Linked DNA regions of Homo sapiens: region 2 is linked to region 1. Evidence: read pairs that join two places in POLR2A ChIA-PET (ENCODE). Cell type or tissue: K562. All regions are shown on one strand. Links, peaks and the distances in the headings refer to the core of each region. The heading gives the core; the rest is flanking DNA.

The links. Peaks named below come from ENCODE experiments on the same cell type or tissue, not always from the same donor. Only the 100,000 strongest peaks of a DNase experiment are listed, where the experiment ranks them.
Region 2: POLR2A ChIA-PET joins it to region 1 with 17 read pairs; 2 of 35 experiments call an interaction of 5 or more read pairs at or near these places.

What each region holds. Positions count from the first base shown.
Region 1 is chr6:44,101,682-44,116,714 of GRCh38, reverse strand. It overlaps MRPL14 (mitochondrial ribosomal protein L14), which reads left to right. Exons shown (of 3, transcript NM_032111.4): 2 at 86-174; 3 at 2,506-3,264. The coding sequence starts at 104. The coding sequence ends at 2,872. Among named protein-coding and RNA genes, the nearest start is that of MRPL14, 18 kb to the left of the region's middle. RefSeq lists enhancers at 6,411-6,580, 8,802-9,301, 10,139-10,308, 12,151-12,320, 13,423-13,971 and 1 more. In K562, for the core only: no CTCF peak of the experiment used is centred there; no DNase peak of the experiment used is centred there.
Region 2 is chr6:43,930,936-43,945,968 of GRCh38, reverse strand. It overlaps LINC01512 (long intergenic non-protein coding RNA 1512), which reads right to left. Exons shown (of 2, transcript NR_024478.1): 2 at 7,762-9,605. Among named protein-coding and RNA genes, the nearest start is that of LINC01512, 47 kb to the right of the region's middle. RefSeq lists an enhancer at 1,468-1,993. In K562, for the core only: no CTCF peak of the experiment used is centred there; a DNase peak (open chromatin) is centred at 8,398.

The DNA.
Region 1 (15,033 bases), core at 8,228-10,727:
ATCTCCCACACAAGTCCCCAAAGAAAACTGGCTTTAAGGGCTCTGACTTAGAAACCAATTTTTCCCCCTCTCGTTTTTCCTGCAGGATCTATCTTGGGATCCCATGGCTTTCTTTACTGGGCTCTGGGGCCCCTTCACCTGTGTAAGCAGAGTGCTGAGCCATCACTGTTTCAGGTAACTTTTCCCATTAAGTTCTTAAAACTGTGTCTTTGTGTAAGCTTCCTATCAGGGCTGGGTATTACGGTGACTAGAACAGGAGTAAAAACTCAGGGAGGTGGGCATGGGGTTGGGGAAAGCTAAAGTGATCAGGCTGAGCTGGCCTGGTTGGTCTGGTCACAGGATGGGGGATAGGTAAAGAGGTGATGTTGCTGTTAGAAGTGTGATGGGGAATGGCATATGGCGGAAGCTTTTACTCTTCAGTCCTTGCAAGACTCTTACAGTGAATCTGACATCTCTCAACCCTATCATTCCCCTAGAGCATTAAAATCCTTTTAAAAACGGAATTTTTTTAATTACAAAAATAATACATGCTTATTACCAAGAACTTGAGCATGATAGAAGTGTGACACCCTCCCCTCCTTGTAGATGCTAAGCCAGGAGAGCACAGGAGGCACGCTTGTTGGCAGACATGCCTCCTGGCCCCGTCATGCCCTCATCCCACAGGCATTTCCTGAGCACCGCACCTGGGGTTGGCCATACAGAGATGAAAGAGAGTTGCTTTCTGTCCTGAAAGAATTCTCACTGTCAGCCACAGGAGCAAACTTGAAAATAAGTAACTCTAAGAAAATGTGATAGAATATTATAATAGAGGATTGTACAGTGCTTTGGAAGGCGTCATATAGGAGCTGCTAGTGGAGGAAGAGGAGGAGAAAGAGTGGAGGCAGTCTTCTCAAAAGGGAGATGGGGGCAGATCCTGTCTAGGCCTCCAGGGAGAATTGGGAGGCAGGGTGTGCTTGGGGAAGTGGTTCCTGGTTCTCCTGCCCAGAGTGGTAGGATGTGTAGCCTTAGAAGGTAGGTAAATTGGGACAAGGTTGTTGACAGTGTAGATGGTGGGGAGTAGCATCACTTTTATATTCTAAAGAGAGCTCTTTGTTGGCAAAGTGAAGTGCAATGGGAACCAACTAGGACACTAATGTCACAGTCTTGGTGTAGGAGAGTGAGCTGCTAAATGAAGGAAGTTGTTGGCGGGATTGGAGAGAAAGGACATAGGTGCTTAGGGGGTGATATTAACAGGACTTGGTGGCCAGTTCATGTTGGTGGAGAGAGGTTTATGGCTTGGCTTCTGGTACTGCTGGAGAAGCCATCGTCTAGATAAGTGTAGCAGCAGGCGGAGGTTTGCAAGGGGAGGCAGTGAGATGAGTTTGGGACCTACTGAGTTTGCAGTATCTATAGAGCATGTTGTAGGGAGTTGAGGAGAGTGGAAATATATAGAACTAGAATATAGAAGAGAGGCGGGGCTGGAGATGGAATTTACTAGTTGGCAGCAATGCTAATGGGTAAGATTGCCCAGAGTAGGCATAAAAAACGAGAGAAGAGGTCCTAGGATTACCCTGCGGAAACACCAGCATCAGGTGCTAGCATCAGGAAAATAGGAATCCCACTGTAATCAGCTTGCTTAATAATACCTTGTCTGCCTTCAATAAGTACTCTCTAAAATTTTTTTTTCTAATGAGAAAAAATGTATTAAAACAGAAGATTGTTACCTTGACTTATTACCAGTTTCTGGTATGTTGTGTCAGAGAATTCCCTTAGTAAACTTACCCATATCTTCTAGTTCCCAGCAACATGTAAATAAGAAAATTAGGGGACCGGGCGCGGTGGCTCACGCCTGTAATCTCAGCCCTTTGGGAGGCCGAGGCGGGCGGATCATGAGGTCAGGAGATCGAGACCATCCTGGCTAACACGGTGAAACCCTGTCTCTACTAAAAAATACAAAAAATTAGCTGGGCATGGCAGCAGGCGCATGTATTCCTAGCTACTTGGGAGGCTGAGGCAGGAGAATGGTGTGAACCCGGGAGGTGGAGCTTGCAGTGAGCTGAGATGGCGCCACCGCACTCTAGCCTGGGCGACAGAGCGAGACTCCGTCTCAAAAAAAAAGAAAATTAGGGAATGGTGTATTCTGGGGAAGCAGGTTTTTCAGGATAGGCAGTGGGTGAGGCCTAGCCCATAAGGGATTCCTTTAAGTCCTTAGAGTCCTTTTGGAAAGCAAAGGCTTTAAGTTATGGCTGCTGTGAAGTTCATTGTCACAGAAAAATTGGGTTCTCTTTAAAACCCATCCAAATTGAGACCTTGACACAACAGCAGAAGCTCTCAATTGTGAGGAAACTGTTGTGGGTACAGATAAGTCTTCACAAAGTCCTGACTTTCTGTTGCTGCTCCTGGACAGCACTCTGCTCTGTGTGTGTTGCTGACATGTACATTCTCCCTAGCCTTGACCTCTCAGAGGCCTGTGCACCCTGACCATAAGAGATACAGACTGCAGACTTTTTTTTTTCCTCCCACCAGCACCACTGGGAGTCTGAGTGCGATTCAGAAGATGACGCGGGTACGAGTGGTGGACAACAGTGCCCTGGGGAACAGCCCATACCATCGGGCTCCTCGCTGCATCCATGTCTATAAGAAGAATGGAGTGGGCAAGGTGGGCGACCAGATACTACTGGCCATCAAGGGACAGAAGAAAAAGGCGCTCATTGTGGGGCACTGCATGCCTGGCCCCCGAATGACCCCCAGATTCGACTCCAACAACGTGGTCCTCATTGAGGACAACGGGAACCCTGTGGGGACACGAATTAAGACACCCATCCCCACCAGCCTGCGCAAGCGGGAAGGCGAGTATTCCAAGGTGCTGGCCATTGCTCAGAACTTTGTGTGAGTTGAGCCCAGGCCTCTGGTTGCAGGACTCGTGAATGGAGCAGTTCTGAGAACCACCCTTTTGCTAAGGGAGCTTGGGAGCCACATGGCTGCTCCCTTCACACTGGGTAACAGTGTAGTATCCTGTGAGAGAATAAATGTATTCATTTATGTGTTTTTCCAGAGCTTTCTGGGATGTGGGAAAATAAATTACACTGAAGCAGTTGAAAGGTGGCTTACCCGAGTCTGGCCACACGGGGTAGCATTCTTTACATGGAGCAGCCTTGGTGCCAGGGTCTGAGCCCTTGCTTTTCTGGTTTGGACCCTATAAGTTCATCCAGGACTGTCAGGCCCTGGAAAACTGAGGTACACACCAAATGCCAATTTATAAATGTACCATGGCTCTAACCAAAAGATATTTGTTTTTATTTTTCTCATCCAAAATATCCTCTTCCTGTATTAGTGGGCTTGAGGCTTTAAATGGTTATAAAGATGACCGGGTTAGCATGGAATAAGAGCAGAGAGGCTGATTTAATCTAGTGAACATTTCTTTTAGGCAGCAGTAAAGCCCAGACAGTAATCCTTTCTTTATTCTCGATAGTCTGCCGGAACACTCCTCTGTGCCCAGTAGCAGAGCTTCCTTCCTGGACTGCTGGAGAAATGGATACATTCTTAAATTTTGCAGATGACATAATCTTGGGCCTGTGCAGGTGATTCAGTGACAGTTATCTTTCGTTCATCTGTTGGTCTGCATGGGAAGATTTAGAGGCTCCCTTAGTTTCTTTAGTGGAACCTCATCAACTTATTTGTAAATTCTTTTTTTTTTTTTTTTTTTCGTTTTTGAGACGGAGTCTCGCTCTGTCACCCAGGCTGGAGTGCAGTGGCACGATCTTGGCTCACTGCAACCTCCGCCTCCCGGGTTCAAGCAATTCTCCTGCCTCAGCCTCCTGAGTAGCTGGGATTACAGGTATGCAGCACCACACCCGGCTAATTTTTGTATTTTTAGTAGAGACAGGGTTTCACCATGTTGGTTAGGCTGTTCTTGAACTCCTGACCTTGTGATCCACCTGCCTGGGCTTCCCAAAGTGCTGGGATTACAGGTGTGACCCACTATGCCCGGCCCTTTTTTATTTATTTATTTAGAATACCTTAGGTAGTTAACTCATTAAATGAGTAACTAATCACAGTGGCTTCTGAGAGTCAGAGTAGGATAATAGTTAGGAACACAGGCTCTTGTAGCCAGACTGTAAGGGTTTGAATCCTGACTCTACCACTTAATGACTGTAGGCAAATTATTTTACTTTTCTGTGGCTCAGTTTCCTTACCTGTAAAAGGGGGATGTAATAATGGTCCTTCTTGATAGAATTGATGTGAAGATTAAATGAGTTTGTACCTGTAAGTGCTTAGAATGATAACCTGGCAATAATAAGCACTCAGGTTGGGCATGGTGGCCCATGCTTGTAGTCTCAGCTCCTCAGGAAGCTGAATTAGGAGGAGCACTTGAGCCCAAGAGTTGAATCCAGCCTTAGCAACATGGCAAGACCTGTCTCTTTAAAAAAAAAAAAAAACACAAAACACTCAATAGATACTTTTAGAAATAGGAATTAGCTATTTCCTATTGTCACGACTGCATGGGTCAGCACTGAGAAAACAAAGGTGAGTAAAAGCAGGTGCGGCCCCTGCCTTCCTGGAGCTTATAGAGTCCCAGGGGAAACTAACATGAATCAATTCCTCAAACAAGTGCAAAGTCCCAAGTGTAGCAAGGGTCTGTGATAAAGGAGCTAAGAGTTTTTCAATGGGATCAGAGGCAGCTCCCTGAGGAAGGATTGCATCAGCTGCAGTCCGAATAGGTACAGTGATAGAAGTCAGTAGTGGTTACCTGGTGGGTAGGGAAGGTGTAGACTGGAAAGGGGAAAGAGGGAAACTTCTGGGTCTCAGGAATGTTCTAAATCTAGATCTGTGTGGGAGTTCCATGAAGATAGACATCTGTAAATACTTACTGAGCTGTATACTTTAGTGCACTTCACTCACAGTGAAATAAATGAATAGGCATTAGCTAGGTGAGAGAAGAGGAGGAGATGTTGCTGGTAGAAGGAAGGGCATGTGCACAAACCCTGTGACAGGAGGGAATGGGATAAATGCCAGGTCTAGAAGAAAAAGCCAGTGTGGCTGGAGCCACAAGAGGGAACATGGTGTGGGTTGAAGCCAAAAGAGGAGTGGGGCCTTACGAGCCCTCGGAAGATTTTCCTCATACTGGGGGCACTGGGATGTTGTTGGAGAGTAATTTAGCAAGTGGGATAAAGCTGGTGGGAGGGGAGACATGGTTAGATTTGCTCTGCAGAGAGCTCCTCAGGGAGGCCAGAATGGGTGAGTGTGTGCTTTGCAATAGACTATATGCGAGGTGATAATATGGACCAGGATGGTGGTGGAGGGCAGTGGGCATCTTTAGGAGGTGGAGTTGACTTGGTAATGGGTTAGTAATGGGGAATACTAATGGGGAAAGGCCAGGGATGGGTCTGAGGTTTCCGGCTTCTATGCCTGGATGGTTGGTTGTGTTGAACTTGGAGCTAGGCTGGAGGATTAGGGAGGAAGAGCAGTTGTGGGCAAGCTGAATGGAGGTGCCTTTGAGACATTGAAGAGATGTCGAGTAGGTAGCTGGATATAAATCTCTTAAATTGGAATAACACTGAGGACACTGAGTTTCAGAGGTAAGAGGTGATTTCTCAAGGTTCTACAGTTATGAAGTGGTAAAGCTGGTCTCAGAGCTGGATCCTGTGACTTCCAACCCAGGGTCCTCCCACAACATCATTGGGTCTTCCTTTCGTAATTGATGAGTCTACTCCATCTTGACCTGATTCTTACTAGCTGTGATTCTAGAGGCTGATGTTCTGATTTTCCTGAGTTCTGTGGGCACACCTTGGAGTCCGTTGCCCACTGAACGTTGACTGCAATGAGGCAGAGGCTCTTAGTTTTACATCTTCCATTGGAGGAGCACATCGCTCCCCAGGGCTCCTCTGACTAAGCCTGATTCAAGGTACTCTGGGTATTTTAGGAGCTAATATCCTTTCCTTCTGGCCCTCTGGAAGGACATGCTCTGCTGCAGTGGTTGGATGTGGCCAAGGAGGAGGAATCATCGAAACCAGGGCCTGCTTTGCCAGTGGTGGTTCTCTCCAGTGGCAGGAGCTGGTGCTCAGCAGGTTCTGAATGTCCCTGCTTTCTGTGCTACTTCCTAAAGGCTGTGGGAGGTAGAGAACCCTGGCCTGAGGCAAAGGGAGGGTGGAATTGTTCTTAGCCTGGCACCACTTGCTCAAGGGCTGGACCTTTGCTCTCACTGGGGCAGCTTGACCCAAGCTGCCTTCTGGCTTCTCAGGTGGCTTGCTTTCTGGGGTCAGCCTCACTTCTTCCTCTGCCCTTAGTCAGCAGGAAGTGTCTTCCTTTCACGTGCTTGCAGGGTGCTGCCTCCCCTCACCTGCCTCCCTGCTGTTGAGGTTCACCAGAGTCATTCAGATGACTCTCCTCTGTCCTCGCTGTCCCCTCCTCTGGTCTTCATGGACTTAAACCCTCTCCCCAAGGTGTTCTGTGCTGACCGCTGGAAGGCTGTGGTTTCAACAAAGACTGTGGCCAGGGCCTGTGACGCAGGCCCTCGCAGCACAGCCCAGAATAGCCTCGGCTTTGCTGCTTTTCCAGCTGCCCTATCACTTTGCAGGCTGGAATCTAATTTGCTGTCCACCCTCTCCACCCCAGTCTCTCAGCCAGTGCTGCTTTCTTTGCCCATAAAATATTTATAATCACAGATTATGTTTCCCTGTGAATATAAACTTGCTTTTGTTGTTTTTCCCCTTCTGTGCCCTTAAGAATCTGCCCCTGACAGGCCAAAGGGCTTTATTCTCTGGGTTCATGGACTTCATCACACTTTCTTTGCTGAAGTGGCTAGCTCCGCTCATGATCCTACTCCCTCTGCTAGATAACTGCTGAAGAAATGTGAGGAAAGAGCTCTAGGTTAGTTACTGTAGTCAGAGACCTGGGTTCCAGATGGAACCCTGCTGCTAACTAGCCACAGCCTCTGGAGGAGTTGGGAGCTTATTGCTTGAGGGCTTGGTGCTCAGGACCTCTGGCCAGTGGGTGTGACTCCTAAGGACCAGCCACATTGAGGGATGTGCTCTTGGCTGTTGATGAGGTGAGGGGGACCTGACCAAAGCATGTGCAGAGAGGCCTTGCCACCATCGGCACTCCTGAAGCTAGTCATCTCTGGCACAGATGTCCAGTCCGCTTTCTGTGTGCCTTTGGGAAGTAGCACAGAAAGCAGGGAAATTAAGAGCCACTAAGTACCAGCTGCTGCAGCTGAGGAGAAGCACTCACTACTGAGTTTCTCCCCTGAAATTCTCAAGCCCAGCCTTGCACTTAGGAGGGCAGCAGCCACCGTGAGGCAGAATTCACTGGAGGCGTGCCTCCTCCTGTGTCAAGAGTGTGGAGGAGGGCCAGGGCCGGGGTCAATCCGGGGGTGAGATCCTACTGTGCAGGTGGGAGCCCAAGGCCGTTCCGCTCCAACCTCCCCGTGCGCAGCCTCCTCAGTGTCCTTGCTCGGGCCTCTCATTGCCTTTCTTGGCCTCTTCTCATGGTCTTTCATTTTCTTTCTCAGTGGCTGAGAAATCTTGTTTTTGACAAAAATTGTATGATACTGGACTCAAATGCTTAACTGAAATTCGAATCTGTACCAGCAGCTGCATGTCTTTTCTTCCTCTAATTTTGTAATTCATACTTAAAATCATGGGACTTCTGTTTCATTCTTTCCCACCGGGAGAATGGTAACGGATCACAATTAAGTTCTTTCCAGCATTTTCGACACCTTCTTGCTGAATTATTTTGCCAAATATTAGTAATTTTCTGAATTATTTGGGCTTCCTGGGCTGAAAGTGGTGATGAGTTTGCTTCTCAACTTTCAGTATAAAGATGGTGATTCCCAGCTAGATTTGGGAACAGTAATCTGTTGTCATTTGCTTGATATTATGGCAGGCTGTTTCATAAGACATGCTGCAGGCATTTTTTAAATGAAAATTAAACTTATTTTATTTTGGTAGTTTCACAAGAACTCTTGAATAATTGTGATACCTTTGGATATTATGAAACCTTGATTGGCAACTGATTTGAGGCCAAGTGTTTACATGCTCAGTAGAGACAGTTCTTGGCCGATCTTGACTGATGATCCAGTGTGTGATCACAGCTGCTCTCCCTGCTCCCCACTGAGCTCCCTGTTGATTGGCACCACTTCTCAGGGGGCTGCCCAGCACAGGAAGAGGAGAGAAAGAGAGACCTTTGGGTGCTGGCCTTCTCAAGGGATACTATACCTGGCCTCCAGTGGGTTTCCCAGGCAGGGAGTGGGCTGTGCTGCCCCATCCCCACAGGCTAACCCAGCGCCCTTCCTGGCTGGCCATGGCTGATGTCTGCAAAGAGGCAGGTACACATGGGTCAGGGAGCAGGGCTTTCATTTGTCCGTGTGTCTACTAGCATCCTGTCAACCAACTGCATTAACTCATCAGTTACACTGCCAGGTCTGGTAAAAGGTTTGCAGGTAAAGAAGGATGAAATCCTTGTCTGAAATTAGGTTTCAAGGTTATCTCTGGATTTTGTTTCTCCAGGCTGGGTCCCCATAATTGAGGGCAAGGCTTTGTTGGAGTTAACTCACCTATAGCTTCAGAACAGTTTATTTCAAAACAAAGCTGAAGTGGATTCCCACCATTGTGGTTTAGACCATTCATGATGACCATGTCGACTTGGGGAGCTGAGGAGCCAACCACATTTCACATATGAGAGTAACAGATTTGGGACTAGAACTTGAGTTTTCTCATGCCCAGTCCAGCTCTTTTCACTGCATCTAACTGTGACATAAGACACCGTTTCACTCTGTTGCCCAGGCTGGAGTGCAATGGCGTGATCTTAGGTCACTGTAACCTCCACCTCCCAGGTTCAAGTGATTCTCCTGCCTCAGCCTCCCAAGTAGTTGGGATTACAGGCGCCCACCACCATGCCCAGCTAATTTTTGTGTTATTAGTAGAGATGGGGTTTCTTTTTTTTTTTTTTGAGATGGAGTTTTGCTCTTTCGCCCAGGCTGGAGTGCAGTGGCACTATCTTGGCTCACTGCAAGCTCCGCCTCCCAGGTTCACACCATTCTCCTGCCTCAGCCTCCTGAGTAGCTGGGACTACAGGTGCTCGTCACCACGCCCAGCTAATTTTTTGTGTTTTTTTAGTAGAGACGGGGTTTCACCGTGTTAGCCAGGATGGTCTCGATCTCCTGACCTTGTGATCCACCCGCCTCGGCCTCCCAAAGTGCTGGGATTACAGGCGTGAGCCACCGTGCCTGGCTGAGATGGGGTTTCAACATGTTGGTCAGGCTGGTCTCAAACTCCTGATCTCAAGTGATCTGCCTACCTTGGCCTCCCAAAATGCTGGGATTACAGGCGTGAGCCACCATGCCTGGCCCGAAAAATACTTTTGAATGGGGCCATACCTGTCCCGCCTGAGGGGCAGGAAGCAGCATTGCTTGTGAGGAGTTGAGAGAATTTCAGCTGCGCTGAGGAGCAGGACTTCCCAAGGCATGTGGACCAGGTGGTTGGAGTATGTGGTGCTGATGGGTCAGAGGGAGGCAGGATGTTTGTGAGCTGTGGTCTGAAACCTCTCCGACCCCTGCATTCCTCACTGGGTCTGAAAGCTTCAGAGCCCACCTCACTGCTTTTTCTTCTGAGTAGGTGCTTCCTCACTGGGATCCATGTGATTTCTGAACCCCCCTGGCAGACCTCTACCTCTATGCAGCACTTTCCAGTTTGCAGTGCCTTCACCTTTTAGTCCTAGAAAGTTTCTTCCAGCCTAGAACTTCTGTGACTCCAGGCCTTGGTGACAACTCTGAGTAGTAGGTAGGGCTGGTGTCCCTGTTTTAAAGATAGGAAACAGTAAGTAAGTGGTAGAGTTGGGCCAGTGTTCTCCTTCCTCTGTGGGGCCCAGGCTGAGCCCTGTTGGTCCTCAGCATAGCACTTCTTACAGCACTTTGAAACTGGGCAAGCCCATGGGCTCAGGAGCAGTCTCTGTCTTGTTCATAGTTCTATCGCTGATGCTTAGTAGATGCACAAAAATATGAGAGCTGAAAAGTTAAAATTTGTATTCTCAATTTAGGAGTCTGCATATAGACATCTAGTATAGGGGTTGGTAAAAATTAAGACATTATGGAGTGTCTACAAGGACCCATGGTGGACAGAGTTGCCTGTCTCCACATAGATCCTTATCCCAAGGGCTTCACCCACACTGGCCAGATGCCCAGTGTTTTCTGTTTCCCCATTAAACTCCAGTTTATGACTCCAGTTTAAGATATTCTATGATGTCTATAACTGCTTAAGCTGGCACGTATTTTTACTCTTCATGTTTAGGGGGAAAAAAAAGGCTGTACAAGAGATAAGGCAGTGGTTCTCAGCTGGGGACATTTGGCAATGTCTGGAGATAGTGTTGGTTGTCACAACTGGGGGCAGCATCTAGTGGGTAGAGTCCAGGGATGCTGCTGGCCATGCTACAATGTGCAGGACTGCCCGCACAACAAAGAACTCCCTGGCCCCAAGGGTTGACAGTCTTAAGGGTGAGACTAGGTGGGACCTGTTGTGTATAAGGAGGACAGAGAGCATCTGGGAGTCATAGTGAGCCAATGGTTCATAAATAGTGGTGTAGAATTACAGGAATGAAGCCACATTGCAATCCATGGAGATATGCACTTGATCACTGTTTATCTGCTGATTGCCATGATTTGGGCCCTAAAGCTGGAGTAGGTGTTGGAAAATGTAGAAAGGCTGCAGTTTACTGAAGGGTTGAGGCCAGCAGTCAAGGCCATCGGAGGATTGGGGCCATTTGGCTCACAGAGTGAGGTGGGGAGAACTGGTCCACATGATTGCATGTGCAGTGCTCTGGGTGGGGGGTTGAGGCCAAAGCTTTAGCTTGGGCTCAGCCACTGGCTCGCATCTCAGGTCACTTTAGCTGGTCACATTTCTCAGAGCTTTGGTTTCTGCCTCTGCCCTTACCTCTCAGGACTGTCTTAGCAGTGGCACCAGCAACCTTCCTGCCTTACAAATCTTACAACTTTGGAGTCACTTTTGGGTTTGTCCTACTTTTCTCTTTTCTTTTTTTTTTGGAGACGGAGTTTCACTCTTGTTGCCCAGGCTGGAGTGCAGTGGCACGATCTCGGCTCACCACAACCTCCACCTCCCGGGTTCAAGTGATTCCCCTGCCTCAGCCTCCCGAGTAGCTGGGATTACAGGCATGCGCCACCACACCTGGCTAATTTTGTATTTTTAGTAGAGACGGGGTTTCTCCATGTTGGTCATGCTGCTCTCAAACTCCAGACCTCAGGTGATCCACCTGCCTTGGCCTCCCAAAGTGCTAGGATTACAGGCGTGAGCCACCGCGCCTAGCCTCATTTTTGTTTTTTACGAAGTCCTGTCCATTCTCCTACAGCAGCAGTGCTGTTCCTTTTCCTTCTGGAACTTCACATTTCAATCCAGGGCTCTGACCTGGTCTTGGCATGCTGCCAACTTCTTGCGACAATCTGGCTGCCCACCGAGGTAGAAACCACATCTCTTTCAGCCTTGGTCTGTGGCATATGGTAGTAGGAACAGACAAGAGAAACCAATTTATTGAGGGCTTGCTTTATGCCAGTTTTGTGCTGGACACTTTGCATATTCTCTTCCAAGTCTTCACAATGATGCCGTGTGATTATTGTATCTGATTTATGTGTGAGAAAACCCAGGCTGAGAAGAGTTAAGGGACTTGTAGTCAAGTGGCAGGCTGAGATTTGAAGTCAGGACCACCTGACCACATTTCTTCTGCTTTTTCTGCTGCACTGACCTGTGGTGGAAATATTTCTTGGTAATGTGCCTTCCCTCAGCTATTAAAATAGTTTTCCGGAAGCATCTGTTGGATGACCATTGTGGATACTTGTAGTTACTTCCAGTTGCCTCTTAGGTCAGCACCTTCCGGCCCAAGCTGAGGTCAGTGCTTCCTGCTGGAGGTTGGCTCCTGGCCTTATTTAACACCACTGTTTCCTGTCACTCCACAGCTTGGTCATCTACTCTGCCAAGGAAATGGGCCAGTCTTCATTCTCTGCACTTAGCCAACTGGGGGCTTCCTGGGTCTTGGCTCACCCTGGAGCTGTTAACACCCATTTTCAAGTGGGTTCCTAATGTTTGCTGAGTGAGTTATCAAGTGAAGAAAGAGTGTGGGTTCTTCCCCATCCCCACAAAGGGCCACCACTCACCTCCAGACCCAGTTCCTCATCTGGAAAACCCAAGCTAAGGAAGTCCCTTGCAGCCTGGCGGAGGAACTCTGCTCACTTGGTGCTCTCAACCTGGAGGCGGGGGTTTGTCCCACTTGGAGACCTCGACTTTGCTCATTGCTTCTCCAACCCTGTCGGTACTGTTGCTGCCTTTACACCGGCATAAGCCATGCTGACCCCACAGGTGAGCCTTGGCACATCTTTGGCCTGGAATGTTGTTTTCTCCTTGGAGAAGTGGTCGGTCTGTGGAACCCTGCTCAGGGTGTCTCATCAGTGAAGTTCTGTTCAATTGACATTGGTTGAGCCCTGGGTTGGACATCTTAATCTGTCCCTCGGGGTCCCTCTCACCCTTTTCCACCCTGCCCTGTGCCCCAGGAGGCTGACCTGTATGGACTGCATCAGCGGGCTCCCATTCCTGCAGGGCTGACCACACTCTTCAGTCATATGTCACAGCCCCTCAGGCAGTGCTCTACACTCTTGGGGCCTTGGCGTCAGGGCACTACAGCACCCACTGTACTGGTCCACACCTTTGTAAACAGTCCCTTTGTTAAATTCTCCTCACATTATCCCAATTCAAGTGGCCCCTTGTTGCCTGCTTGGACGCTGACTGATGCAAACATTTACTGTGTGTGCCCAGATGGGCAAAATATGGATCTTGCCCTGGAGAAGCTCTCAGAAGGGAGACAGATCCATGAGCAGTTTCTGCCTCCTGCAGCAGGTGACAGGAGCCCATGTGCTGTGGCAACACTGACCCAGGAGGGTCAGAAAGGCTTCCTGAGGAGATGCCCAGAGCCTGGAAGCTGGACAGTCAGAGTTAGTCAAGTGACAGGCTGAAGTGGGAATACCCTTTCATCCCAGCCAAAACCAGAGGTGTGATGCCGGGTGGGATGTGCCGGGACCTGCCAGCTGTTTGAGGTACCTAGAGGGTTGCAGTGGGGCTGAGGTAGCTGACGGGCCAGGCCAGGGAAGGCTACATAGGTTGCACTAGGTGCTGGGACTTTAACCCTGTCACTGCCCTGCTTTAACTGGCCAGTGGCTCCCCATCCCAGATGGACATTTATTAAGATCACTCAGCTGCTGTGCAAAGAACCCCTCTAAAAGGGTTGGTATGAAGGACCAGGAAGGGAGCAGGGAATTCAGTAAATTCAAGAGATGGCCAGGCGCGGTGGCTCACGCCTGTAATTCCTGCACTTTGGGAGGCCGAGGCGGGTAGATCATCTGAGGTCAGGAGTTTGAGACCAGTCTGGCCAGCGTGGCGAAACTATCTCTACCAAAAATACGAAAATTAGCTGGGCGTGGTGGCATGCACCTGTAATCCCGGCTACTCGGGAGGCTGACACAGGAGAATCGCTTAAACCCGGGAGGCGGAGGTTGAGTGAGCTGAGATCGTGCCACTGCACTCCAGCCTGGGTGACAGAGCAAGACTTCGTCTCAAAAAAAAAAAAAAAAAAAGGAAAACAAAACAAAACAACATAATACTCTGGTAAGGCAAGGCAGGGATGGAGGACAGGAGTTAAGAAAGATTTGAGGGAAAATAGCTATTTAGTAGGTAGAAGTAGCTTGGCATAGAGAAAGGACCATGCTGGGAAACAGGGCAGGGAGTTCAGAAATTCAAGTTAGCACTATCAAATTATCTTGGGATAGGTTATTGAGAGGTGGGCTTTGTATTCAGAGGAACTTCATAGTGAAGGAGAATGGGGTAGGGGGTTGGGGGTGAGCACAGGGCAAGCTGCAGGCTGTTCCTGTGGAGGGGAGCTGGGCCAGCTCAGCTGCTGACTGGTGGAGGCCTGGGCTGAGGCAGGGAGGGGAGATGCCTGCAGCAGCCAATGCACAGCTGGGGGTCTGGTGAGACTGTGTGTGATCTGGGCTACAGGGCTTTCTCTCCTGCTGGCCTGTGCTGCCTCTCGCCCTGCCCTTGTGCTCTGGAGCTGCCCCTCCTCTGAGCCATGTCCAAGAAATAAAGCGCATCCATGCCTCCCTGCACCTGCAGTCTTAAACCTGTTGGGCTACTCAATTGATAAACTTCCCCTGAGGTGGAATAGGCAGGATCTGGTGAAAGTTTGGAGGTGGATGGAGGTGAGGGTACCTTCTAGGGCTCTGACTTGGTGGAATGGATGGGGCTCTTTATGGAGTTCAGGATCTTAGGAGGGGAGAGAGGAGAAGGCAGGGAATTCTTTTCTGCTTGTTTAGTTGCAAGTGTTTTGTTGACAGTACGGTACACCAAACATAAGGTCGGGGGTGAGAATAGAGGGAGAGAGACTTGAGAGGCTTCAGAAATGCACGGTGCTTCTAATCATGAGGTCACCCAACGAGAGGCTGGGGAGAGAGGCGCAGTAAGCCAGGGTGGAGCGCTGGAGAAGCCGATGTTTAGGAGGCAGGTGGGCAGGAAGAAGCTGGGTGGGGAGTCAAGAAGACAGTCAAGGAGATGGGAGGAGGACTGGGGAAGTGGAGTCCTGGAAGCCAGGGAGGTGATGTTCCAAGAGGAAGTGGTCAACCTCAACAGATGAAGTGAGGCCTGTGGAGGGACAGGTGGAGTGGCTACAGGCCATCACTGGTGAAGCAGTGGGGTCAGGCAGCCTGTGGTGGGGTGAGAAGGGGGAAGTGCAGGTGACTTCTGCAAGAAGCTTGGCTGAGAAGGGAAGGAGAGAGATGGGCTGTAACTGGAGGTCGACATAAGGATTTTAGGATGGGAGACACCTGAGCAACTCTTCTTGTAGACAGGTGGTTCTCCCCTTGTTTCGAGGGGGTCTTTGGTAAGAATATGTTGGCACAGTAAGTTACTAAGAGATCAATATCATCAAGAGAAGGCCCACTAGTATGATCTGCATTTTACCCTGAAGGCTGTCCGGTGACGCCCAGACCCAGGGAATTGGGATCAG
Region 2 (15,033 bases), core at 7,005-9,504, 170 kb after region 1:
CTCTGGGAGAAGCCAGCTGCCATGTAAGGCATCCAACTACCCTGAGGCTGCTATGTGAAAGAGGTCACGTATAGGTGCTCTGGTTAACAACATTAGCTGAGCTCATAACCAACAACTGGCACCAACTGCCAGACACATAAGGAAGCTCTCTTGGATATCTAGCCCTAGCTGATATCTGACAGCAACTGCATGAGAGACTGTGAGTGAGAACTGCCCAGTCAAGTCCTTCCTCAATTTCTGACCCAGCAAATTATGAGTAAACAAAATTGTTGTTTACACCATTAAGTTCTGGGGGGTAATTTGTTATGCAGCAATAGTAACCACAACAATCTCCTTGAACCTAGTAAGCATAGTTTCTTTAAATCTTTGCTGATTACTCTAAAACATGTGGCCTCTATGGGTCTGTTTCTGTTGTCTATTATTTCTGATGTTTTTAATAGTGTGTTATCTGACTTCTTATGTATATGGTTATTTTTGATTATGTGTTGGACACTGTATTTATACCATCATTTGTAAAAATAAAATGAAGCCTAGAATGAGGTTATCTTCCTTCAGAAAGGATTCACATTCGTGTCAGCCAGGTGCCTAGGACAGTAATAATACAGGATCTCCTACTTCAGTTTTGAGGATTGAGTGAGTGGTTCACCCATAACTCCTAGGGTGTAGCCCTTTTGGGGTCCCTGCTTAAAGAGAGGAAGTTCATTAAGTTCCACCTCTTGGCAAGCTGGGAACTTCAATCCATTGGCAAGCTGGGAACTTCAATCCATGTCCTCTTAGTCCCACAATGCTGTCAAAAGAGTTGTTCAGCGTCTTGGACTCCCAACTGACCCCCCCTAAAAGAGCACACACCCTCAGGAGGGAAATGGCCTTAAATGCCACTCATACCTCTCTAGGTCTTAGTCATGGCCCAGCAATTAGTTCTCTGATGCCTTCAAGTGGACTTTTAGAATATTTTGTTCAGCTGTTCTAGTTGTCCTCAGTGGGAGCATTGGTCTAAATCACTTAGTCTGCCATTATTAACTCTTAATGTGCTTAATTCTTTAAATGTCAAAAACATACAGAAAAACAAAATCATGTTCTTTGAAAGTCCTATTAAAAATACATCATATACTTTCAAACCTTCTTAAACAGAAATTGCCCATAATTCCATTTTCCATTGAAGACTCAGGACCCCATTATAAATATCCCCTTCTGGAAGTGAAACAGTGATTCCCCTAAGAACTGGGGTATGTCATCTGCTTTGCTTCTACCCCAAATAACTTGAGATTGCTTTAATTTTTTAGTTCTCAGATCTACTTTTTATCATTGTGTCTTTGCCACCTGTTTGCTGTCAGCCTTGTTGCTGTCAATACGAATAACCTTAACAGCCTTTTATTCTTTTAGTACATATGCGGATTATATAACCAAGCCTGCTAGAATACTGTGTAAGGTTGAAGTAGATAGGCTCTGATTTAGGTAGGGGAAAAATTGATGAGTGAAGCTCTAACATTTATTTGTCAGACACTTGTCAGACAATTGTCAGGTGTACCCTTAGTCTGCTCAATAGTTTTTTGATCTCAGTTCTGAGTCCAGATGGTAGAGGTTGTCAAGTATATGGGCTCTCGATAAGTAAAGTGTTGCTGTACTTGTTCTGATTTATGTACCCCCACTGACAGTGGGGAGCCTGAGGCCACAAGCATTGCCCTAAAGTAGCCCAAGGGCTTTGGCCAGACCTAGGCCGCCCTCTCTTTGTTTCCTAGGCCCCACCCTGTCTCCTGGCCAAGCAGACTCAAGAAATCCTGGCAGAGAATGATATTCCCTGCTGCCCTGCGGAGATGACCACTTCATGGAGAGCAGAGAGAGGAAGGAGGAGAAAAACGAAAAGAAAGGTCCTCTTTCAGGCTTAAGATGATGTGGAGTGGCTGCCCCATGGCCTGCCAAAAGCTGACTCACCAGGCTGGGACGAGGCACACTACAGGTGCACTCAGGCCATCAGACAATAGGCGCCTGTTGCAAACAGCCCCACACCCCAGACAGACCACCAGGGTGAGGCAGAGGCAGCCCCAGAGGGAGCATGAGGGCTGGAAGAGTGGGCAGCAGAGTCTCTGGTCTGGAAGCTGTCACTCTCCGGCCTTCCCAGGGCCTGGCTCTGAGCACTCACAACCATGAAGACCTGGTGATTTCATGACTAAGGAGTAGGAGCACTGGACCACTGGTCTGGAGATCTGGAGCAGCCTCTAATGTGGGCCTCTTTCCTCATCTCTCAGCTAGAAAGTACCAGTTCTAACTGCTGCTAGTACACTCTGTGATGCTGGGGAAGGCACACACCTTTTCCGAACCTCACTTTACTCCTCGCTGGGTGAATCCTGCACCTGTGGTATCTCTTTAAATCTTTACTGTACTTTGAAGTAAGTGCCATTATTAGTCCCATTTTACAGATGAGGAAACTGAGGCACAGATGATCCAACACGCATAACTGAGAGCTAGATTTCAAAGCTAGGGCTGTGTGAGCCTAGAGCCCATGCAGCTACTCAAGTAGACTAGGACCCAGAAGCCTGCATATTGGCACACCCAAGGCCTGGTCTGGGAGTCTGACAGAGGCAACTAGGGTGGGCTGGTCAAGAGGCTTCCTGGAGGGGGTGGGGTTGAACAGCTCCTGGCATGGGCATGGGCAGTGTGGAAGGTGAGGGCTGGTGGGGTTGGGGTGAGTCGGGATTCCTAGCTGACTCCTGCATGCAGCAGTTTGGGGGTAGGGGTGGATAGACTGGGTGTGGGGCAGGCTGATCGCTGCTCTGCCCATTGCTAGCTGCATGTACTTGGGCAAGTTCCAGAGATATTATAGGCTTTGGTGTTCTCACCTGTAGAATAGGAATAATAATACTGACCTCACAAGACTGGAAATATAATAACATTTAATTCACAAAGAGATTTGACCTTCTCTTCTCTGGGCTGAGTCTTCACTTTTCTCATCTTTCCTGAGGCCTCTGTGGCCTAGTGCTGATGTCTCTGACGTCCTCTGTGGCCCAAACCATCCCTCCTCATCAGCGTCAACTCCCTGAGTAGGCCCAGCTCTTTCTCACCTGTGTCCCCCTCCTTGCCTCTTCTTCCCTGTGGGACCTAATGCAGCCTGTGCTCTCTGACTCCTCTGCCAGTGGGACCCCTGCCCAGGACCCTCCGGAAGCTCTTTCTCTGCCTTCACCCCACTGGTGAGAGATGAGGTGTAAATGGTGTATGGAGACATGTGTTTGAGGCCTGGCTCCATCTCACTTGCTGGTTGGGTCAGCCACCAGCCCTCACTGAAGTTTCCTGTCTGTAAAACATGGCTATTTGTGGGCCCACTCTCACAGGGGGCTCTAGGGTGAGCTGAAATGGTTTGAGTCCATGGCTACATTCCTGGGGAAGGAGGATGGATGAGACTAGGCAGGTGAGGATAGAGGGAGAGCCTGGCTGCCTCTCTCCTCTTGCTGCCATCTACCTCCCTCCCTCCTCCGGTCCAGAGCTCCCAGGGTTCTTTGTCTGCAGAAAGAAAACATCTGCCCTCCTGTGTCAGAGGACAGGGTCTCGATAAGGAATGAGGTGAGCAAATCCAGCCTGCATGTTAATCCTTCCTGGCTCTGAGCTGGCAAGGCTTGGGGCCAGCCAGGCGAGGGAGATGGGCAGGGTGAGGGCCCAGGCCCAGGACCAGTCATGTCTAGACCTCCAGCTATCAAGGCGGCAGATGATTAGCCAATTAGCCCGGAGAAAACCAGGTCTGGCTCCTAGGGGCTCTGCGCTGCATCTCCCATGAGAGCAAGGGCTTCTGGGACTCCTGATTTAATTGAATAAGGACAGCTGTGGGGCCATAACAAGAGGAGGGGAACTTCCTGTCTGCCATTTACAAGGGAGGAGACAGCAGAGCTGGGGCCCTGCACTCAGTACCCCAGCCTGGCCTCCTGGATGTGAGTCCTATAATGACAGAGAGGCTTGGCACAGACACTGCTTGGTAATGGCCAGCTGCTGTCATTATCATTGCTGTTATTGTTTCTACCATGCATTGAGCATCTATGTTGTGACATTATCTCTACGAAGTCCTATTATTAACCTCATTTTAAGAATGGGAAAAAGTTGAGCAGAGATTAAAACCCCGGTCTCCCAAATCGGATCTCCTTAAAACATTGTACTTTGCTATGCTTGTGTCTCTCTAAGTCACCTGAAGCCCTTGTTTAAAATGCAGATTTCCTAACTCACCCCAGGCCAGCTCAGTCGGGCTTTCTAGCAGGGAGGGTGAGGGGCAATCCCAGGCATCTGTGTTCTTTATAACCCCAACTACCACCACCACCATCACAGCTGACTATGATGCAGGAGATCTATGGATGTGACTCAGAAACGGGTAGAAGCTGTGAAGAGAGCACAAACCCCTTTGCCTCCTTCACTCCAGTGCACCCTCTAAGCTGCATGGGTCAGGGAGTCTGACTCCTTTGTGGAGAGGAGTGGGGTGCAGTTCCTCTCAACCACTTGGCTTTTTCATCCACTGAGGGAAACTCAGTGGCTCTGGCCTCCCTCCAGAGGCACAGCAATGGCAAGGTCGAGTGGGCAGCATTCCCAGCTGAGGGGCTCACCTTCATCATCTTGGGGTCAGCCTGGCAGCTCTGGCCTCATGAATCCCTTCCTGCATCCATGACAGGAAAGGCCCAGAGAGGCCCTTGGCTGGTGCCAGGCCATCCAGATCCCAGGAGAAGGGCCCTCAGGCCAACGGGTTCCCACGCTTGGGCCACCCGTGCCCACAGGCAGCTTAGTTGGGTCTGTTTCTCATCCGCTTCTCTGGGCCTTGAGGAAACCAAGGCTTGGGGCCGGCCAGAAGCTTTGTGGTTTTGGAAGGAAAAGGAGGCCAAGTCCTCAAGTTCCTGGGCCTCCACATTCACAAACCTACACAGGCATATGCACAAACACACACACACACACACACACACACACACACACATACACACACACACGGAGGGGTGAATGGGCAGGCAGATGTTCATGCATATAAGCACCTACATCCACACACACTCCAGGGGCAGGGCTGCAGGCCTGAGAGGGAGCCCTGGGCTCAGGGGTGGCCTGTTAGATCTTGGCAACCAGAGAGACAGGATGATCTTGGTCTGAGAAGGTCTCACCCTAGCTGGTCCCACCTTTTCCCAGCTCTGTCTCTTCCTCTTCAGGCTGTTTGGCCCCGGGACAGGGGAGACCATCAGCTTTGGCATCGGCTCCGGAAGTTTCTCCCTTTCCTACCTGCCACAGAAGGGCTTTGAGGCCGATAGGGGAGGCTCATGAGGTGTGAGGAGCCTCCATGGTGAAGCTCCCTCCATCCCCTGTCCCCGTAAGACCCTGAATCGTGGTCCCAACACAATGAAGACCAGAACTGGTGCCCGAGGAGCACTCATCTCACCAATGCTTGCTCTTGCTGAGTAGAGTCAGAAAGGCACAGGTCAGACCTGTCAGCCTCAGACATAAACGTCAGACCTGAACTGTCTCCCGAGAGGTGCCTCCCTCCCTGGTTAACTTCAGGGCTGGCTCTCACATCTGTGGTTATTATTCAGACTTGGATAGGGACTAGATGCTGTGGTCCTGGTGCTCTGGGCCAGGAGATGAGGGCATCAGGGGCCTAAGGCCTGGGACACAGGCCTCGTCATCTGGCCCTGCCTCTGCTGTGACCTGAGCTGACCTGGGAACATGTCATTCCACCCCAGCTTCCCCTTCCCCACTTGGATTTTGGGACATATGGGCTACAACCAGCTTTGGGAGCTCTTGGAAGGCTGGGGCCGTGCTATGCCTGACATTGTACACCCAGGGCCAGCACAGTGCCAGGCACACCATAGGTGCTCAACATACACTGAGTGTGCAAATGCACCATATTTGTCCCTAATTACTTTCTTTCTATATATTCAGCTTCTTCCTGCCTTCCTATGTCTCAGATCTTAGACATCTCCCATCACTTCTGAGCCGTGCTTAGGACCCCTAGGGAGGGGCATAACTTGAGCTTCCAAGGCCCATCAGGGTCAAATCCCCAAACAATCCCTGAGATGAGGGCTGTTTCTTACTAGCCTCTCTGGGCCTTGAGGAAACTGAGGCTTGAGACTGACCAGCAGGATATTTGCTTGACTGAAGAAAAATTTCCTCAGAGGGGGCAGGGGAGGCCTTGGGGGTTGGCAGCTCCCTCCTGGTTCATGGTTATTACAGGCATAACCCTGCTCAGGCCTCCCCTAGCGTTGGCCGCCTGCCAACCCCCAGCGCCCACTTCCCCTCCTGGTCTGGGAGCTGCCAGCTCCAGGAGTCGGGTGCTGGACCCATTCAGTGCCCAATGCTGAGGAGGTTTCGGGCCCTGCCTGCCAGAGGCTGCCAGTCTGGCCTGGGAGATGCCCAGTCTCCATAGAGAGAGGGGCCACAGGCATCAGGCCACGCTCAAGAGCGCTGGGATAGGCAGGGCGGGAATCCAAGTCACTTCTCTCCAAGATGGCCAGCTCCGCCCGGGCAGGGAGCTGGTGTGCAGCAAGACTGTCCGGGGCCCTCTGGTGGGGCAAGGGGCAGGGGGTGGGCCTGAGGGGGCGTAGAGAAACACCCCAGTCGCTAGGCTATGAGGTGAGCAGCACTGGGTTTAAGAGTTCAGCCCCTGGCCCAGACCATCTGGGTTTGTATTCAGGTCTGACCCTCAGAAGTTATGAACGGCTCCATGCCCAGGTGCCACCCTCTGCGAGGCGGGAGGGTAACAGCCCTACCTGCTAGAGCTGTTTGGAGAATGAAATAAGTTACTCCACGTGAAACACTTAGAATGGTGCCTGGTACATCATAACCCCTGCAGTCAGTGTTAGATATTATTGTTAGACCAGGGTAAGTTGAAACTCGCCTGAAAGGGGCTTAATTGACTGTCGACATCTGGTTTCCTCCACTGGACACTGAGGTCCCTAGGCCCTTTATGTCTTAGGCCTGGCACGTCTCAGGGACACGAAAATATGTGTTGAAAGGATGGACGCATGAACAAGGGAGTCGGGGGAGCAGGGCATCAAGAGAAGCTCTGGGAAGAGGTGGCCCCAGGGGAGGCCCCCACACAGGAGGGGAAGTGGCGGGAGCTGAGGTGAAGGCAGGGAGGCCTCTGGCTGGGCCCACGTCCACCAGGGCTTCGGGCAGGCTCTTGAGGAGAGGGGTCTTGGGGAGAGGAAGGCTGGAAGGAGACCGAGCTGGCCAGAGCCTACCACACAAGCTGGACAGCCATGTCCCCTGTTCTGGGTCATGAGGGTCTAGGGCCAGGTGAGAGCTGCCACTGAGGAGAGGATGGATGGGAAAGGGCCTGGAGAGGCCCCCGGGGCCGTCAGTGTGAACCCTTCCTCCTCCTGCGCCCAGGCCGGCTATGGAGCCTGGCATTCTGTTGTCGCTGAGAGAAAAACCAGCCTCGCTCCACAGACACGGCAACCAGTGGAGAAACAAGTGTTGGAGATAAGAGGATTTAAAACAAGTAAACTCCCCTGCAGGAGATGTAAAAGAAAAACAGATTGTGAGCTTTCTCTCTCACCGTTCTTTCTGTGTCTTTCCCTTTCTCTTCTTTCTTTTGCTTCTTCCAACCCTCACTCACTCTCTTCCTTCCTTCCATCCTTCTTTATCTCCCTTCCTCCTTTTTTCCTTTCTTTTTCATCCTATCTTCATGAACAACCAAACCTCCAGATTTTAAAAAACCTACAGCAGCAAAACAAAACACGACAAAACAACAACAAAACAAAACCACACACACACAAGCAAACAAAAAAACCACCTATCATCAAGGTATCATCCTAGTCTGACCACTGAGGGTCTATAGAATGTTTTATTGACCCAAAGATCCCCCAGGGTCAACCTGTCAATTTCTCTTCTTTAAAGTGTCCCATCCTCAAGGAGCCCCAGCCTGAGGGGAGACACAGCCCTGTCCTCAGGGAGCCCCAGTCTTCAGGGAGACACAGCCCCATCCTCAGGGAGCCCCAATCTGCAGGGAGACACAGCCCCACCCTCAGGGACCCCAGCCTAAGGAGAGACACAGCCCTGTCCTTGGGGAACCCCAGTCTGAGGGGAGACACAGCCCCATCCTCAGGGAGCCCCAGCCTGAGTGGAGGACACAACACTGACTAAGGGAGCTGCAGTCTCAGGGAGTAGGTAAATAAATGTACCACAGATATTAGCCTACTTCTTCACTTTGAGAGCAGAGGTGTAGGAGTGTGTGTGTGGGGGGCAGGGCTGCAGAATCTGTATTACAGAGGGGTGAGTGAGAACATGTGGGAAAAGCTGGCATCCCAGAGCTTTCCGAGTTCCCAGGAGCATTCTACCCCTTCTCTGTGCTCAGCCCAACTCTGACCAATAGGAGGGTCACTGGAATCCAGTGTCCCCTTAAGGCAAGGGAGAGTCAGAGCTGAGAAGCAGGCGGCTGGGAGAGGCCCGCTGAGTGGCTCTCTGGAGTCTGTCAGGTGAGTGACCACAGGAGATAAGCTGTCTATGATAAGGGGCATTCAGGCCACCTCATTTTAGCTTGTCCGTGACAAGCTGAGCCTCGCACGGCCCAGAGCATGTGTGTGGTGAGGAGGTGGGGGAGTGGGCACAATTCAGGAGCCGTCTCCAGAGGTCAGCACTAATGGGACAAGAAGTCTTAAGATGCAGCCCCCAGCTCCTGTTTGTCCCTATCCAGGTGGAGACATTTCCATTCCCAGACATAGGAGCTTCTCCCAGGGAACCTCATGAAGACAGAGATGGTGGGGACTGAATGGGGGGGTGTCTCGATTCCCAGCAGCTTCTTGGCTCCTCTGCTGTCACATAATCAGTGAGTGATGACTGGCAGCAGGCACTTCCCTGGGTGCTCTTGACATTCCCGTGACCTACAGGCAAGGGAGAGGGTTCCAGAGAAGGAGGAGTGGGAGCCTCAGGGTGGCAGAGTGGCTGTGGCCTTTCCACAAAAGGAGGATCTCTTCCGGGAACCAGATGATGAGCTTAGCTTGTCTGCAGGCATTAAAACACCAACACTGGGAACATCCTCATGGTATGTAAAGGGAAACTGAGGCACAAGGCAGGGAAGGGACTTGCCTAGGGTCACACAACATTGAGAGTTCCCAATTCTCTTCTCTACTCCAGGCTGTACGAGATCTGCAAAAGTCAAACTTCCACTCTGCCTCCATACTTGTATGTGTGCGTGGGTGCTTGTGGGGCATGCTCGGCAGGCCCAGCAGCTGAGGCCAGGCCCTGGAAGGAGTCCCAAGCTCAGCCCTGTCCAGGCACCCAACCCTCTGGTCAGGCGATGTGACCCACATGGAATGGCCCCCAGACTTCCAGGCGACACTCACTCATCACCTCGTTAGCTGCTTTCCTACTGAGAGTCCACAGGCAGTTCTCCTTCTGGCCTGGCACTCCCCTAGGCCCCGCAAGAGCATCCAAGACATGGCTCAGTTTTCTCCAGTCTTCAGGCACTGTCGAGCTCACAGCAATTTTAGCCACAGCACAATCTGGTTGGGCAGGCAGATTAGCTCTCACGAAAGCCACGTTCAGCCTTTACCAGGCAATGCCACAGAAAAACACTGGGATTTTCTGCAGCTGGACATGGTCCCTGCCCTGTCTTCCCTTCCAGAAGCGGGAGCAGAAGGCATGGGGACAGCCAGCTGTGAGGAGAGAAAGCAAAGATATAAGTCACAATGCCTGAGATGAATTTGGGTAGGAACATGCTTTATGCAAATAGGCACACACATCTACCCCAGGGTGGGGAGGACATGTGCAAATCAAGGCTCCAGAAAGTCCTGACAATGAGGCTCCCTGTTCTAATGAGTGGGACACTAGGATCCCTCAAGTTTGTCTGTGGACTGAACTTGGGTCTTCCTACTATATCTGAGACACAGCCCTCCCATTCTGGCGCCTCCCTTGCCCTTGTGGACCTCCTTCTGCCTGCCTCGTGTGGTCTGGCCCTGGGAAGCCTCCCAAAGGGTCTGGCTTTCCTCTACTTGCCCCAGGCTGCACCTCAAATGCCCTCCAGCTGCTAACCACTGCCCCGTTCAAATGGGAAGGATCTGTGGCTGCCTGTCCCCCACAACTGCAGTCTCTACCTCAAGCTTGGCCTGTCTCCACAAAAGGGGCCAAAAGAGTGGTCTGCCCATCAGAAACACTGCCTCCCCCATGGGCCCTCATGCTGTTCCCAGCAATGCCCAGCATACAGAAGATGCTCAGTAGCAGATGAATGGTGGAATCAACGAATGAATAAATGAAAATTCAAAGGCACGATCATTTCCCTCTGGGGACTGTCAATGCTCCCCTTCTGCTTCTTGCTCACCAGTTTTCACAGCTGTCTGTGCATTGAAGCTGGAGTATTCGTACTCTTTCTTCGTGTCCTCAACCAGCCTGAGTGCACCACAGGCAGGAGTGTGCCCTCTTCATCTCCCTGGTCCTGACACCTTTCATGGAGGGCTCTCAAATAGTGGTTGCCTCAATGAACACAGAAGCATGTGGTTTACAGATGTCTGTTTACTTCTCTGTTCCCCTCAGTGGACCAAGAGTACCTAGAGATGAGGACAGGCTCTCTCCTCTCTAGAGCTCAGGATGCACTCAATACGTGGGGGATGGACGGATGGATGGATGGATGGATGGATGGATGGATGGATGGGTGATTGGGAACCACAGGGGCCCTGACCTGATGTTAGGCCTGTCTTTCCCATTAGACTCCGAGGGGCCTGACTCCCTGGGCAAATAAAGGATGGAGTGAAGGGTGAACAAGTGAAAGAGTGAGTGAATAAATAAATGGCTGAGTCCTGTCTGGGATCAAAGGAGACCGTTGGCTGCCTTACGCAGCCCATGTTGCCCAACACACTGACACGCATGTGTTGTGCTCAGATCTGAGCTCCTCTCCAAATTTCTGCCCTGGGGCCTGGTCCAGCCTCCAGGCCTTTGCTCCCACCACACCCCTCCTCACTCCCACGCCCTCCCACATCCCTGACTCCCCTTGGTTCTTCCAGTGGCCTTGACCCCACCTGCCCAGCTGTCTGACCCAGAGCCCCACAGCCTCAGGGTGGGTTTTTTTCCTGCTTTCCTTTAAGAATAGGGGTCACGTTTAACTCAAGAGCCAGCCACACCTTCTGGGCTTGAGTTCCTTCTGCCACCTTCCTGAGGGAAAGAGACTGAATTTTCTCCAGTCTCAGTTTCCAAATCTGTAAAATGGGGATAATACCGATGATTAAGAGAATTAGATGGGGTTCCAAATTGACCCTGGGATGGAGCAGCTGCTTGGTCAGTACTTGGTGCATGGGGCTTTCCTTCCCTTCTTGTCCCCGCCACTGCCCCTGCAGGCCTCATGGGGCTTCTGTCTGTGGGGCCCAGGAGAGCCACCTTGCTTTCTAGAACAGGACTAGAAGCGACTCGCTCCTCTTGAAAGTGAGGATCCTGGAGCTGGGATGGCAGGAGGGCCCAGCCTGTGAGCCAGAAGGACCATTAAGCCAGAAAAGAGGAGATCCTGAGAGAGGATCAGAACTGGAACATATGCATGAAGGGTTCTAAAGGAACAACTAGAACTGAAATGAGAGAGCTCGAGATTAGACAAGAGACAGGACTTCCCCATTCTGAAGGCTGAGGAAGAAGCACAGTGGCTGAGGCAAAGCCAGGGCACTCCTGCCTGAAGTTGAAGGGAGCTTTGAAAAAAAAAATTATAATTTGAATTTATCTCCAGCTTCCAAGTTTTTAGAGTGTTTGCCTGATCCTCATCTTATTTCATCCTTATAACAAACCCTTAATGTGTGGCAACAGTGTAGCTTATCAAATAGATAGATAAGCATTGTGACTCCCCTCCTACATGGGGAGGAAAAAAGGTTCTGAGGCCTAAGGTTGCCCAGCAGAGGCACAAGGAACTGGGCTAGAGCTCTCTCATGAAGCTCTTAGGTTGTCAGCTTTCCCTCACCCTTTCCGAGGCTTAGCAAGTCTGCATATTTTTTGACGCTGAAGTTTGATGCTAATTTCTTTGCTTGGCTAAGAAAAACACGAGAAATGAAGAGTAGGGGAGGTTTTCCCATACTGTGGAGTGCAGTGACACCCAGGTGTGTGCCTTTACCTCTGGTACTAGACTAGGACCAGCTTGGAGGTGAACAGAGAGGATTTTCTCCCAGGCAGGGAAAGGAAGACTCAGGACAGCCAGAGGGGGCTGGGCCTCAGATGGAGCCTGGGCTTCCATCAAAGGCAGACGCCTCTTTGACCCCATCTGGGCAGCAGTCCTTTCGTCCGTGTGGCCAGACCCCCCTCTCCATTCTCACCCCAGCCCCGGCCCATCTCTGCCTTGCCCCAAGCCTGCAAACAATGCGTTGTTGACAATCGTGGGGGCTAAACACTCGATAACACGGTCCCCACCACAGCAGACATCCTAACAGCGGGCAGGGCTGTGTGCTGTGACGGGAAGATGCTTTGAATACATCATTCTGTCAACTGAGTTTATTATTCTTTTGCTCAAGATAAACTGCAGCCGCCAACGAGGGGCTGTATAAATTCCAGGCTCAGAAGTCGAGCAGGCCCCACTCCTTGTTAAACACTCACTCACACACACGCACATTCACATAAATCGTGCTGAGAAAATACCACCCCGCCGCGGCCCCACAGGTCTCTTCGGGGCTCAGTAGCCTCTATCTCATGGGGTGGTCCTGGGAGCAGCTGCAGACATCAGGGGACCCAAGGCCTGGGCCTGCCCTTGGGCCACTTCCCTGGCTAAGGCTGAGCTGACTCCTTCTGGGGGCCAGAGAAGGTCTCCCCACAGGAGCCAGCTGTCCTTGGGGTCAAACCCAGCCTCTTGACTCCTGGACTTCTGTCTATCCAAGGCTACAGTCCTGCTGTGGGTGGCCAGGGCACCCACATGCCTGTACTGGGGAGGAGACAGGCTTCAGACCCAAGGGTGGCCATGGAACAGAAAGTGAACCCCAGTGAAGTCTTCAGAGACAATCAGCATCCATCCTGGGGGAAAGGGGACTCCATGAACCACCACTGCCCACCCCCACACAGAGGAAATGCCGAGGAATCCATGTCACTTCCACATGCTGGCAGAAAGGGGCATCTCCACGCCCAGAGCACACACCCAGCCCGTTCTTCCCAGGGCCCAAGCTATTCGCAGCTGCAGGGGAGGGGTCCTGTGGGCTTCATTTCCATCTCGCCCTGTCTCACTTGGGGACTTAGAATGAAAACAAAAACAAAACTGAAAAACACCATGCTGGGCGCAGGGACCGTAATAGGAAGCAGCAGAGTGCAGTGGAAGGAGCATGAGCTTTGGCCCTAGACCTGGGTTTCACTCTCCAACTAACAGTTTCCTCCTCCATAAAATGGGGAGTACAATTTCTACTATGCGGTACTGTCATGGGCCTGCAGTCAAAGCGAGGCTGTTTTACCGTTCACAATGCCCCTTTCCCAGTCACAGCCAGGCCAGGAAGTTCAGCATTATTATCCCCATTTTATGGAGGAGGAAACTAAAACACCAAGCAGAGTCCAAGGCATCTCAGGTTGTAAGCTCGTTTCAGTTCTAACTCCAAAGCATGATTATCACAATAATTTAGCACCTGCTGTATGCAGGGGAACGCACTGGATGTTGAGGGAACATATAGGAGTTTGACTTGGCCCTGAGGATACCCCCTACCTCCCACCCTAGAGTATGGACTCTGTCAGGGCAGGGGGCTGTCTTCTCCAGGGCATGTCTCCCCTTGCCTAAGAGGACCTCAGCACTAGCAGGCGAAGCCCTGGATTTGGGATTCAAGGACTGGTCTCACCACAGTTTTAGCCACATGACCCCAGGCAGGTTGCTTGATCTCTCTGAACCTCATTTTTCTCTTCCCCTTAGGGTGGAGTCTCCGGGAGGATGGCTGTGGAAGAACTGCCAATTCCAAGGGCCTGGTCAGGCAGAGGCATTCTTACTATTCCAAAACAAGGAAAGGGTAAAACCAAGATGTCAAAGGCCCCGCTGGTGTGGAAGCAAATTTCTGCCTCCACCAGCTGGATGGCTGCTACCCCTGTACAGGTTCCTAACACTGGAACAGGGATCAACCCAAGTGCTTGGGGCTCACCATGTCCTCCTCCCCAGCCAGGACAGCAAGTGGAAGACACAGGCGAGCTGAAAGAGGCTCACTGTGTGCCCAGCCCTAACCCCCTGCCTCATTGGCACCAGGCACCCAGGACTCCTCAGAACTCAGAGCCAGGGTTTGGGCAGCCTCCTCGTAGTGCTCCTTGAATAGGATTTATAGGACTTGCACCAGGAGCTTTGGGCCATTCCAGGGGACATTGCTTTGGGGGAAAAAAGGACCCAATATGGGTATCTAGAACTTGAAGCATGTCGTCAGAGATCGGAGCTCCAGGGAATTGGAAAATTATGCTTCAGAGGTTCCCAAGGGAATGATGGCCTGAATCCCACTCCTCCCCCAAAATAAAGCTCCTTTGACCTCTTTCGTATTTTGGGCTCCACTTAGTACCTAATTGAATGAAAGATTTTACTGCTAAAAAGCAACCGAGAAGTTCACTGATGGAGTTCAACTCTCTTATTTCACAAACGAAGAGACTGGGCTTCAGAGAGGACTGGCGAATGCAGTGGCTCAGAGATCAGAGCAGAGCTAGAGTTAGGCTCCTGGCCAAGTGCTTGCTCTTCCAACCTCGCCTGTCTACAGCCATTCCCCAGTGGGTCACCAAAGCTGGTGTCATAAAGATTCTGTCAAAATCACCTAGGCAGCTTGTCAGAATTTGAAACTTGGTCATCTGGATTCTTTGTAAGTTCCCCGGGTGATTCTAATCCATACCTGGGACTGGGAACCAGTGCTCTGGGCCAAGAAGGATGCTCCCAAATCGCTAACATAGAACCACATGCCTGGAGTGTGACCTTGGGTGGATTACTTTTCTCTGTATCTCAATTTCCTCATTAGCTAGAGAATAACAAGAGTGCCTGGTACTCAGCATTGCTGTAATGTCAAATGAGTTGGCCTATGACTGGCACAGGCCTCATCTTCTACACTGTGCCACTCTGCTCCTTCCTCACTGTGCTCCAGCCACAGCAGCTCTCTGGCTGTCCTTGAACTCAGCAAGCACGTTCCTGTC